Linked DNA regions of Homo sapiens: region 2 is linked to region 1. The links are chromatin loops, found by intact Hi-C in ENCODE. Cell type or tissue: heart left ventricle. All regions are shown on one strand. Links, peaks and the distances in the headings refer to the core of each region. The heading gives the core; the rest is flanking DNA. Region 1 has its middle 71 kb from the start of PJA1. Region 2 has its middle 120 kb from the start of NALF2.

The links. Peaks named below come from ENCODE experiments on the same cell type or tissue, not always from the same donor. Only the 100,000 strongest peaks of a DNase experiment are listed, where the experiment ranks them.
Region 2: a loop joins it to region 1, with 2.2 times the contacts of the local background. A loop is called at or near these places in 4 of 110 quality-filtered maps.

Annotation. Positions count from the first base shown.
Region 1 is chrX:69,092,710-69,095,616 of GRCh38, reverse strand. No RefSeq gene overlaps it. Among named protein-coding and RNA genes, the nearest start is that of PJA1, 71 kb to the left of the region's middle. RefSeq lists an enhancer at 434-934. In heart left ventricle, for the core only: a CTCF peak has its summit at 1,469 (motif pointing left); no DNase peak of the experiment used is centred there.
Region 2 is chrX:69,386,665-69,389,571 of GRCh38, reverse strand. No RefSeq gene overlaps it. Among named protein-coding and RNA genes, the nearest start is that of NALF2, 120 kb to the left of the region's middle. RefSeq lists a silencer at 1,870-1,919. In heart left ventricle, for the core only: a CTCF peak has its summit at 1,813; no DNase peak of the experiment used is centred there.

The sequences.
Region 1 (2,907 bases), core at 90-2,589:
AATCTGATCTCTCAGGCTTGGAGGGGCCATAGATACCAACTGCCACCTGCCAGGCCTCTGGGACCCTGCAAGTAAGATGGGCTCCTTCACACCCAAAGCTGCCTAGGCTATTTTTAGTGATGATAGCAGCTGGCCCTGAGGCCTCCCAGAAAGCCTGGTGGAGAAAGGTGAGAAGAAGGGAAGGGGAGGGCCAGAGGGAATAGGAAGGATTCTGTTTGTGGCCGCCTGGCCCTCTTTCCTAGGCCTGCTTCAGTCCCTGGGGCCCACAGCACACCAGCGTGTGAAGTTTCTCCCTCAGTGCAACCTCTGCCCAGGGCCAGGGGAGCCAGAGACACTCACATCCCTCCCAGCCCAGCTCCTCATCTTGCAGGCACCCCACAAATCTCTTTCATTTGCCTCCTTCCAGCTGCTCAGAACCAATAGTCCTGGATGAATACTCAGGGCCAGATTGGAAGGACCCCAAGATCTCCCTTCAGGCTACAGAGGCCCAAAGCAGGGGAGGAATGTGGCCCCAGTCAGGCAGCCTGTCAGTGGCTTACCTGGGACTCAAACTCGGAGATACTGTCTTCCAGTCCAGTGCCTACATCACCACATCACTCCCTAGGCCCACTCTGTGGCCTTTGGCAAGTCCTACCCTGTTGGGGACATACACATGTTTGTGGTGGTGGCCCTGAGTCTGGTGAGAGGTCCAGCCTGAAGGAAAGTGGCTGCAGGGGCAAGTGAAGGGGGCTACCTCACATTGGCTTCCCCAGGGCCCAATGTGGTTCGGTTAAGTGCATTTTCCACAGCGCTTGCATGCTCCCATGTGCACATGCTTTGCCAGTATTATCTGGGCTGGGGCTCACCATGCCGCATGTGTAACCAGTTTGCCTATCCTCTCCCAATCTAGAGACGGTTGAAGCGATTCTAATTACAGCCTGCATTCCTGCTCTGTCTGAAGGCTTTCCCTTTTCCAAACGGTCTAGTTTTTTTTTTTTTTTAACTCAGCACTTGGCTCCCTTGCTCCCCGCTTCCGGACTACCGCAACACACACCTCATTCTCACGCCCTTCATCTCCTCCCCCTTTTCTGGGTTGGATTGTTCAACTTCAGCTTGATTTTCTGATGTCTGTGGCTTGGCAAGACTTAAGAAAACCCACTCTCGGTTGCCTCTGCATGCATGTGCGTGTGCGTGGGTGTGTGCTTGCATGTGTGTATGTGATGGTATGGGGTAATATGGCTGTGCATGGTGTGTTGGGCCTGTATGCATGGTGTGTGTACGTTGGTACATGCAAAAGTGTACATGCCTGCTTATGTACATATGATTTTGTCCACAAGTTCATGCTTCGTGGGGGGTTGGGCTAGGGTCTCTGTGTGCATACAAGTGTGTATCTGAGGGTATGCAGTCATGAGTGGCTGCTTGGAAGTTTGTTTCCATGCTTTGCTTGTTTGAAATTGTCTTCTCTCTCAACAGAGACACTGCCCCCTGCAGGTTATATGGGAGACCTACAGAGCTTCCCCTCGTTACAGGTCTTAGCTCACCCTCCGCCTCAGCACCACCAGCCAGTAGCAGGCAGGCAGTCTTTCAGCTTCCCCGTGTCTGCTGGCTTGACCTGATGAGCCCATTTTCTTGACGGAATCCTGCTATATCTCATTAGGACTCATATCCCTCTTTGCCTTGCTCACCACAGAAGCCAGGCCTCCTGGTCTTCCATCACCCCCCAAACTCCAATCCCTCCATTGCCGTGTACAGTCCCTACTTTGGGCCTCATCTTACATTCCTTCCAAGCTCCTCAAACCCTTCCACTCTGCCTTCTGGGACCCATGGTCTACTGGCAGCAACTGTTGCCCCTTCCCCATATGCTCAACCTCTTATAACCGTTTCCTTTATTTCTATACACCAAGGTCACAACTCTCCTGTTATATTTTGGGGGCTATATTTTTCTCTCACACCCCACATACCTCTGGGCAGGGAGATGGGGTAGATGTCCTCCTTGTTTCCCATGGCTGCTTCTAGACCACTTGTTTTCCTTCCTCCTTCTAAAACAATGGCTCTTCCAAAGACTGCCTCATCTCCCACCCCTCCTGAAGGCTGCCATCTTTTGACTGTATTTGTCGCTGCCCTCCATTCACTGAAGATGTTAGTAGGTGGCTGACTGTCTCCTCTCTACCCCCACATCCTGCAACTTCTTCATTAACATAGACCTACCACTCTGGCTTTTCTCTTCCTGGAGTACCTCACACCTCCAAGGATCTGGCCCTTCATCCCATCTGAGTCACTGATTCTCTTGGCCATACCCTTGACCTTGCCATCATGATTAATGACATCAGTTTAAGAATCTTGATTTCAATCATCTCACTTTTTGATCCTACACTCTATTATTCTTATTCCCTCTAGTACCCTTACCTACCAAGGCTCCGTCCTCACTTAGGCCTCGAATCCACTGCCCTGCTACTTTTTCCTCACCCATGCACTCCTCCAGCTTCTGCCTCATCACTCTGCTTTCCTTCACAGTGGGACCTCTCACACCAGATTTCTACACTCAATGTGTCTGCTTCCTCACAGCCCATTCTCACCTCTAGCTACCCTAGAGGACTTCCATCCTCACTGAAATTGCTCTTGTCAAAGATCACCAATGACCCAACATTGCCAACCCCAACGATCTGCCTTGCCTTTCTGGACCTCTCAGAAACATTGGCTATAGTTGACCACTCCCTCCTGGAGCCAGGCTTTCCTAGTTTCAGGCTTTCCTACTATTTCTCTGATTGTTCCTTCTCTGTTTTTTTGCAGGCTCTTCCTCTAAATGTTGGATCTTAGTGTTAGATGTTCTCATCTCCTCTACCTATATTTTCTCTATAAATGATCTCGTCAAGCCCCATGGCTTTAAATACCATCTATATGCCAATGACTCCCCCAGATTTGTATCTT
Region 2 (2,907 bases), core at 317-2,816, 290 kb before region 1:
CCCTCTGCCCTGCAGTGCCTGGCCCCAGGAAAAAAGAGGGGGATGGGCTGAGACCTCCCGCTCCCCAGCCCCATGGACCAGGCTGGAGGAGAGTGCAGCCCCCGACTGGGCTGGCCCTGGTCCCGGCTGTGGCTGTTCCGGCACAAGCTGTGGGAAAGGAGGAAGGCCTCAGCATGCTCACTGGGGTGCAGCAGGGGTGGACGAAGAGGAGGGGGTCTCGGACCCTTCAGAGGCTGGACAATTAGAGAGAAGGCACATTCCAGGGGAATCCACATCTGGGATGGGCCTGAGCCTGGGCCAGCCTTGTAATCCATTGCAGATGTGACGGCCAGCAGCAGATGTGGGCAGGACCTCCCTCATGAAAGGCTGAGGTCTGGGGGCGGTTTGCAGGGATGGGGAGATGAGGAACAGCTCCCAGACACCACCAGCCAGCTCCTTTTGGGAGGCCACTACCTGGCTGCAATTCTGTGCATGGCACCTTGCCGATGGCAGTGTAGCCAGGCTGAGATGATGCAGCTGGCCTGGGACCCTGGCTTCAGCTGAGTATTTCTGGGAGCAGAGCTTGGGCCAGGAAGCCACCAGTCCCCAAGCTAGGCTTCTTTGCAACCTTTCAGATGTCAATGGCTGTGCAGCAGGGTTCTCAGTGGCTTTAAAACCTGGCGAGGGAGGAGTTTGGGACTCTGAGTCTGATGCCAACCAGCTCCAGCCCGCTCATCCTGGCCCCAGTTCAAGTCTCTGGGGATGCTGGGGCTGGCATCGCCAGGAGGAAGTCTTAAGGACTTTTCAGTGCCAGGAATTGCTGATTTTCATGAACCCAAGTGGCCAGGGCTAGATGACGTCTAGACATCTGTGCTTGTCATATGACCTGACAGTTGGCACCAGAACAGTGCCCCGGGGGAAGAAAGGAGGAACTTAGCAAGGGCCTGCTCATTGGTGGGCTTTGAAAAGGCCAGCCAGAGGTCTAGGAGGTGAGTGGAGGGTGTCTGGGGGCTATGAGGCAGGTTTTCCCTGGCCTCTGAGTGGGGATCTGTAATTGTTCATCACCCAGTGTGCTTAGCAAGGCACCTGCAATTGGAGAATCATCACTTTAGAATGGCAGAATGAGGGAGGGAATTTAGACTTCTCCTGGTCTGTCCCAACCCCTTCATGTTACAGAGGAGGGAATGGAGGCTCAGAGAAAGATACGGGCTTGGCCCAGGTTGGAGAACCGTGGCTGAGCTGAGCCGAGAAGGTTGGGCTTCTGATTTCCCGCTGAGTGCTTTTTCCCACAGCCCCAGGCTGCTTGGTGGAATGAATGGGTGAGTAATAAGTGAATGGGTGAATGAATAGAAAGGCTTGGCTGCTAAGATGGAGTTGTGACCTGGCCAAAGGTTTGTAGATGCAGTGGGTATGTCCATTTCCAGTTTCTCAGCATTGTACTGCTTGTGTGAAAGACAGGAATCCATCTTGCCCCTTTTCTCTCAACCATGTCTTCCCACATCATCCATTTCAATACTGCAGGCTGCAAAGAAGGGGATGGGGAAGGATTCACCCCAGGTCACCCACCAGGACAAGCACAGGGGCAGGCTGCAAAGCCAGGTGTCCCTAGAGCCTCTACTCCTCACCTCTCTCTGCCAGAGCTGAAGACAACTTCCATCCATTTCACAGGCTAGGAAACCGGAGACAGGCCCAGAGGGGGCGCAAGACGGATTACAGGATGAGCTTTAAATCAGGCCTGGCAGGACACTGCATGTAATGGATTCCTGTCGGCCAGAGCAGCGGTAGTGGCCCCTGTGGGCTCAGCAGCCCCCAGAGCAGTGTCACTCCGGACTAACGACAGGTGGCAGCAGAGGACCATGGTAGGCAGCCTAGGCGTTAATTATTACGGCTGCCCAGTCCCCCTTTCTCAGGCCCTAAGTTGGCCAGATTGGTACCCTGAGTGCATATGGGACCCCTGTGGCAGAGGGGTGCCCAGAGCTGGGATAAATAAGTGCTTACTGAAGAACAGCATTGGAGCAATGGTGAAAGGCAGCACAGAACATCTCAGAGGAAGAAAGAGGTCGGGGAGCTTGACAGAGTCTAAGAGGAAGAGGGAACTGCAGAAAGGGAGGGAAGAAAGGAAGGGGGGAGAAAGAGAGAGGGAAAAAAGACAGAGAAATAGGCTGACAGTTTGAAGAAAAACAAAGATGTACAGAGATTCCGTGGGATGCATCAACACACACATACTGAAATCGTGGAACTTTTTAGATGGAAGGACCTTTAGAGGTCACCTAGTCCAAACCTTGCTGATGGGGACAGAGACTCAGAGAAGATGTGATTTGCCTGAGGTCACACAGCAAATTTGTGACCAAGCAGGGACTAGTCCCAGCCTGGATCCTCCCCTTGGTTCCCAGACTCCAGCTCTTTTGTTGAAAGACCTTCCTTGGGCAGTATACATGAAAACTGCCCAGAGATCTACCTAGAATTTGCCACAGAGTTCAAAAGACTAGTGAGACCTAGAAACAGACACATAGAAAGCAGAGGGAGGTGATCCAAGAGGAGAAAAGGAAAAGGAGAGCAGGAAGGAGCAGAGTGCTCAGAGGCAGTTGGAGGAAGTATCTGGGCAAGCTCCCCTCTCCACTGACTTTCGGCCCAGGGTCCCACCTAAGGGTAGGCAGCTTTCCCTCCATATGGCATTGTCCTGCCCCTCTCAGTCCATGCCTAGCCCACCCTAGAGCAGGGAACAGATATGTGAAGAAGGGGCCCAAGCTGGGTCCTAGAACTAGAGAGAAGGCCTTGATTTTCTATTCCTGCCACCTGTTCTCTTTATAGGATCACTGCCTGATTTTACCACACGGGGTGAGCACACTGCTACCTGACTAGGACCCAAGCTCTGCCATCTTTTGCCTGCTGGTCTATGCTAGGGCATTCACGCTATGTCATCATCAA